2 separate regions of the Homo sapiens genome follow, and region 1 is linked to region 2. The links are chromatin contacts, found by Hi-C or POLR2A ChIA-PET in ENCODE. All regions are on one chromosome and are shown on one strand. The core of a region is the stretch at or near the end of the contact, and the rest is flanking DNA. Distances in the headings are between cores, read along the strand shown.

What was found. A loop is a pair of places that touch in the nucleus more often than their neighbours do. ChIA-PET counts read pairs that join two places held with the same protein, here RNA polymerase II (POLR2A).
Region 1: a map of Caco-2 shows a loop between it and region 2 (2.5-fold over the local background). The contact joins two enhancer-like sites. A Hi-C loop is called at or near these places in 1 of 168 maps with a recorded cell type or tissue (Caco-2). POLR2A ChIA-PET finds 5 or more read pairs at or near these places in 1 of 52 experiments (activated T-cell).

What each region holds. Positions count from the first base shown.
Region 1 is chr14:85,470,138-85,473,519 of GRCh38, reverse strand. No RefSeq gene overlaps it. Among named protein-coding and RNA genes, the nearest start is that of FLRT2, 58 kb to the left of the region's middle. Within about 2 kb of position 1,604, at least 3 of the 41 ENCODE cell types and tissues checked have a DNase peak (open chromatin) inside an H3K27ac peak, as active enhancers do.
Region 2 is chr14:85,295,257-85,298,656 of GRCh38, reverse strand. No RefSeq gene overlaps it. Among named protein-coding and RNA genes, the nearest start is that of SNORD3P3, 25 kb to the right of the region's middle. Within about 2 kb of position 2,061, at least 2 of the 41 ENCODE cell types and tissues checked have a DNase peak (open chromatin) inside an H3K27ac peak, as active enhancers do.

The sequences.
Region 1 (3,382 bases), core at 355-2,854, 180 kb before region 2:
TAGTTTAAATTATTCTCAAAGTAGCTTGAAGGTAAATTGGACTAAGGTGGAATCTTTAGTCAGTTTTACAAGCAAAGGCAAGAAGGGACTTTGAATGGATCTAGCCTTTGCTTTTTAAAAATTTTAGTCACTGTGCTGGGCAGTTTACATCATTTAGACTTCAGAAGATGGTTAGAAAGGTTTCATTAACCCCATTTGAAAGAAAACTGAGATTCGGGCTTGCAGCTATGTAGATGAAGCTAAACCCAGACCATCTTCTGATGTCAAGGACTCCTTCTGTATTACATTCCCTTTAAAGTACTTCCAAAGACACAAAAACTTTGAGTATTTATCTTGTTATTGTTGCTGTTCTCAGTAATCTACAATACCTTGTCAATGCACTCAATATTTTACGATTCTGCTTCCTTAATGGACAGAGGAAAGTATCAAGAATTTATTATGAGAGAAGGATTATGATGATTGATAATAACATTAGCATTCAGGAATTGATTTCACAAAACAAGTTTTTAATATCTGAAAAACTTAAGCAGACATGAAATATTATAGGCTATAATGCTGGGGAGAATAGTCCATTCAGATATACATTGCATTTTAGTTTTTAGACCAGATTAAACAAAGTGTTAGAAAGATAGAAGCAATTTTATAATTTAGCCACAGTGTTTTGATTCTATGTTAAATGGTTTGGTGAAAACTAAAATGCAATGTATATCTGAATGGACTATTCTCCCCAGCATTATAGCCTATAATATTTCATGTCTGCTTAAGTTTTTCAGATATTAAAAAAAGAACAGACTTTCAAATATACTCCATAAAGATTACACCTTTCTGTTTCTCCATTTATTTTCTGCCTTTTCATACAGACAATGTAATTTCATTAATTAACCCAAATGGTCATAAGAACTGTTGCTTACTATTGTGCTATTACTGCTTAATGTTTCTGCAATGTGGTATAATGTAAAATTTTTGCACAGCAAAACTTACCCAGGATGATCAGAAGCTGAATTTCCATGTGTTGGCAGTATGTGTTAAAATTTGACCAGTGTTAAGTCCTGTGAATAAGACTTATGAAACATGCTATAAGAGAAAGATGAACTATCTTAGATAAAATACACTTACTTCTCACTTCTGCTGTTACTAATAGTATTTAGCCTGTCTTATAGTAATTATAAATCAGTGCCCTAAGGCACAGAATAATTAGGTATTTCCCTACATGGTAATAAATGGCCCTGGAATATTTGCCTTTTATTTATTCTGTGTCTTTTGCTATTTTATCATTTTTATTGAATAAAAAGTTACCTTAAAAAAGGATAGAATGAGATGGATTGTTTCATACGAAGCTTATAGAGGCCATTTAACACATCTCAGATTTATGAAATTACTGTTCCCAGAGTTAGCATGAATCCCATTTAACTCAAAAATCACTATCCTTTTGGCCAGGAACTCTGACAAGCTGAATAAATACATAAAGGGGAATCTTGGAAGTGGGTAGACAGACTGGTGACTCATGACGGGGTCAGAGCCTTTGCTATTTGCTTAGAAACAGATCTCTCTCTCTCTGTCTGCCATGAGGAGGAAGTGATGATGGAGAATAGTTAGTTCCAGAGCGGCATGGTCCAGGCAGCTGGAGGGTCAGGGGTTAAACATGTGCTATCTCAGCTATGCTGGGTGCAATAACAACATTAGGCATCAGGAGAAGGATCTATCAGGGCAATTAGTCAAACAGGCCTTGTGGTAGCCCAGATAGTCCCGGCTCTGTTTGCATCTGTTTATCGGTTTGAGATAAGAATCTTTGTGAACCTTTTTGTTACCTTGAGAAAGTAGACACCTGGACGGTAAACATATGACAACAATGTCTTTAAAAATTGATTTTGAAAAATGACTATGGCTCCCAGATGGGATTAAGTAATGTTTAATTCTGGTTGTTAAAAAACACAAAGAAGGGGATGGTGGGAGAGAAAGAACAGAGGGAAGAGGAGAAGTAAGAAGAACAAGACTTTGCTTTTCTCTTTTTTTCTTTTCTTTTCTTTTCTTTTTTTTTTTTTTACATGCTTCTCAGCCTATTCTCCCAAAAGCAGAAGTTACAGAATTGGACTTATTTTCATCAAATACAAAACTTGGCCCAGATGCCTTGGGAAATGGAGAAGATAATTTAGATTGTTGTGGTTTTTCTTTTTTTTCCCCCAAAGATTTTCCTGCAAATGCCACATTTTGCTGTAATGTGTAAACTGACTCAGACATTCAAAACATTTGTCTTTCTTGGTTCACATTGACATAATATTTCTTTCTTCTCTTCTGATTGTAAACTCCTAGAGGATACCATTCTTTTCTCCTGATGTTATCAAACTAAGTTACACTAAACTCAGAAACTCATGAAATGAACTTTTATAAGAACTATCTGTGAATAATTGTAACTGCAGTAAAAACTCCAAATCAGAAGCTTTCAAGATGATAGTTAAACATTTATTTATTTTTATTATATTTATATATGTTTGAGAAAGAGCGTTACTCTGTCGCCCAGGCTGGAGTGCAGTGGTGCAGTGGTACAATCTTGGCTCACTGGAAACTCTGCCTCCTGGGTTCAAGTGATTCTCCTGCCTCAGCCTCCTGAGTAGCTGGGATTACAGGCACCGCCACCACACCAAGCTAATATTTGTATTTTTAGTAGAGACAGGGTTTCGCCATGTTAGCCAGGCTGGTCTGGAACTCCTGACCTCAGGTGATCCACCCGCCTTACCCTCCGAAAGTGCTGGGATGACAGGCGTGAGCTACCGCGCCCAGCCTAAAAATTTATTTTGAACAATAATTTGCAGTGCCCTGAATACACAGGCTCATGCATCTGTACTTTGTTTAGATGTTTCTCCGTGCTTAGAATATTCTTCTGCTTCTACCCACTTTGGCATGAAATTGGATAAGCCCTAAAACTTACCCAGAAGAAGAGAGTGCTTAGGTCTTCACCAGCAGCAAGAAAACTGACGGGTGCATTCTTGTACATCTCTCCTAACCCCGTTAGAGTTTACTTCATAGTCTAATTATCTCATCTGGCATTACAATTTTTAGTTACTTTCAAAACTAGCTTCAAAGGCTGTATTTACATTTCACTTTTTTTCAGGAGAGTAAAGAGTAAAGCATATTTGGGTAGAAAGGTATTCTTTCTTACAACCTTATTTATCCACTCCAAAAAAAAAAAAAAACCAAGCAGAAGAATTAGCTACTCAGACATGTGCAAAGTCTATTTTTATCCCTCTGACAACAACTATCTGTGTGACTTCTGAGTATTTAATGAACCTCTCTGAACCTCACTGTTTTCCTATTTATAAGTTGATAATAAATGCAGGACCTATTTCCTGAGGTTCTTGTGAGGAATCAATGAAAAAGTGGGCAG
Region 2 (3,400 bases), core at 812-3,311:
CCAAGGCGGGTGGATCATGAGGTCAGGAGATCGAGACCATCCTGGCTAACAAGGTGAAACCCCGTCTCTACTAAAAATACAAAAAATTAGCCGGGCGCGGTGGCGGGCGCCTGTAGTCCCAGCTACTCGGGAGGCTGAGGCAGGAGAATGGCGTGAACCCGGGAAGCGGAGCTTGCAGTGAGCCGAGATCGCGCCACTGCAGTCCGCAGTCCGGCCTGGGCGACAGAGCGAGACTCCGTCTCAAAAAAAAAAAAAAAAAAAAAAAAAAAAAAAAAAAAGAATGTACTACCACAAACATCGTTCCAATTTCCTATTTGCGTACATTTAGAATTAATCTATTTAGGATACATTCCCAGAGATGAAATTTTGATATTAAAGAAAATAGACAACTTTAGAGTTTTTGGAATATATTACAAGTTTCCAAGTGCAGAGATTCTACTATCTTTCATTCCCACTTGTAACAAAAGAGAAAGCTCTTTTTTACACTCTCTTCTTTCCATGAAGTTTTTAAACTCTAATTGATTATTTTAATTAATAATTAGCTCATTGATTATTTTAGTTAATAATTGTCAAAACAGTATGGCGATTTCTGAAATAATTGAAAATGGAACTACCATTTGATCCTGCAATTATATTACTGGATATCTACCCAAAGGCAAAGAAATCATTATGTTGAAAAGATATCTGCAGTTTTATGTTTATGACAGCACTGTGTACAATAGCAGTGATATGGAGTCAACCTAAGTGTCCATCAATGAATGATTAGATAAAGAAAATGTTCTACACACACACAAACACACACATACACACACACACACACACACACCATGAAATACTACTCAGCTATAAAAAATAATAAAATCATGTCTTCTGCAGCAACCTGAATGAAACTGGAGGCCCTTATCCTAAGAAAAATAACTTAGAAACAGAAAGTCGTACACTACATGAAGTTTTTAAATGTTTGAAATCACTGCCAATGTAATATGTTAATCTTGGCATCCTACGGTTATTTTATCTTCCACTTTTAAATTTGTGAAGCTGAACAAGTACCATTTGTATTTCTTTTGGGTGATCATTGTTCAGTTGGATTTTTTGTTTATCCTCCCATTGAGATTTGGAGTCCTTTTCCTAAGACCTCTTTATATAAACATTAACACTCTGCCTTCTATATTACAAATATATATCCAACTTGTTGCTTACCTATGTCTTTATTTTCTATGGTTTTTGACTAAACAGGTTGATATAGTCTGGATATCTGTCCCCACCCAAATCTCACATTGAATGGTGATCCCCTGTGTTAGAGGTGGGGACAGATGGGAGGTGATTGGATTGTGGGAGCAGGTCCCTCATGAATGACTTGCACCGTCCATTTGGTGGAAAGTGAGCTCCGGTTCTGAGTTCACGTGAGATCTGGTCATTTAAAAGCCTGTGACCCCTCCCGCTCCCACTATCTCTTTCTTCTGCTTTTTCTATGTGACATGCCTGCTCCTCTTCGCTTTCTGCCATGACTGTAAGCTTCCTGGGGCCTCTCTAGAGGCTGAGTGGATACTGGCACTATGCTTTCTCTAAAGCCTGCAGAACCATGAGCCACTTAAACCTCTTCTCTTTATAAATTACCCAATCTCAGATATTTCTTCATAGCAAGGCAAGAATTGCCTAATACACCAGTATCTTAAAGTTTTAACATAAAACATCATTACATACTTTCTTCCTTAACTTCATCCTCAGTCTCTGTTTGGCCTATAGAGGCAGAGGTCTTGCTTTAGATTCAAAATGTGTAATATCAATGCTTCTACCATCTGTAAAGTTATAGCATCTAAAAGAGAGTAGGAGGCCCTTTTCTCAGCAACCCACTTTAAGTACATCTTTTGACATTCTGGTCTGAGATAATGGTTATCTGCCTTAAATGTAGCAGATATCTGGCAAAATGTAAACAGCTGCTGACCTTGGTTGAAGCCTTTTCAGTGGAGTGGCAACAAACGCTTTTATGAGTGTGTTGAGGAGATAGTGGGAAGTAGGCAGGTCTGAGTCACTGGCCTTCTATGCAGGGCAAGGCTTCAATGTCAGTGACTACAGAGGAAGGAAGAAAACACAGTTCTTGAGGAGCTTTCCTGTGAAGAGGAGCTAAGAAATAGCCTATAGTGAGAGAAGGAAGTGCAAACAAAGGAAAGTCTGGCAATAACGTGTTATAGACTGAAACCAGCACTATGCCATGCCAGTCACTCCCAACCTCCTGTTCTTTTCAGAAACATAGATGAATGAAATCAGTCCTAAGTAAAGTATATAATATTATTCCACACTTCAGTTTTGCTTAACTTAATGATTTTAAGCATATGTCCTACTGTTTTCTTTTTGGTTGGTTTTTGTTTTGAGATGGAGTCTCGCTCTGTTGACCAGGCTGGAGTACAGTGGCCCGATCTCGGCTCACTGCAACCTCTGTCTCCCGGGTTCAAGCGATTCTCCTGCCTCAGCCTCCCAAGTAGCTGGGACTACAGGTGCATGCCACCACACCCAGCTATTTTTTTGTATTTTTAGTAGAGACAGGGTTTCACCGTGTTGGCCAGGATAGTCTCGATCTCTTGACCTCGTGATCCACCTGCCTCAGCCTCCCAAAGTGCTGGGATTACAGGACTGAGCCAATGCGCCTGGCCATGTCCTGCTGTATTTGAAATATCTTAATACTAAGCATTTTTAAGTTCTGCCATAATCTATTATTTCACTGTATTCCCAACAATCAGCTGAAAATAATGTTAATGATTCACTTCAACGTTTTGTGTATTTGTTCTTTTTTTTTTTTTTTTTTTGCCACAAACCACTGTCTTAAAAATTCTAATGAAACGTAGAAGGTGTGATACTCATCATAAAGGATTCCCCAGAGTGCCAAGTTAAGTTGGGTCCCTGGCTTCAGCAACTCACAGTAAAAGAGGAAGATTGTGTCAACTACTGACAATGAGACAACACAAGTAATGCTATCTCCTCATCTATGTGAAAATAATATTTGATGTACAGAAAATATTTGCTGAATGAATGCAACTGGATTTTGTGAAATGGTGCATTCAGGCCCCTTCACCCCTTTGCAATTTCATTCCCCCAACTTGGGCCTACACTATCCAGGTCACTTAGCTTTATTATTGGCTCAGGATTTGTAAATCTCTTCCAGATGATCAGCTTGCTACACTAAAAGCCGCTTCAGCAAACTGCTGTGTACTCTACTGGATATTAACAGATAGAGAGGTAAGAGTTTTTTTTCCCCTGGAACTCATATTCTGACTGTGAGTGTCAGATGAATGAGAAAAAAAAATATATATATATATAAAGATACTTCAATAATTACTACAGTAGAGGAATATTTAAAGTTCTGTAGGATACTGTGAGAGAGTTCATGTAATGTATTGATATT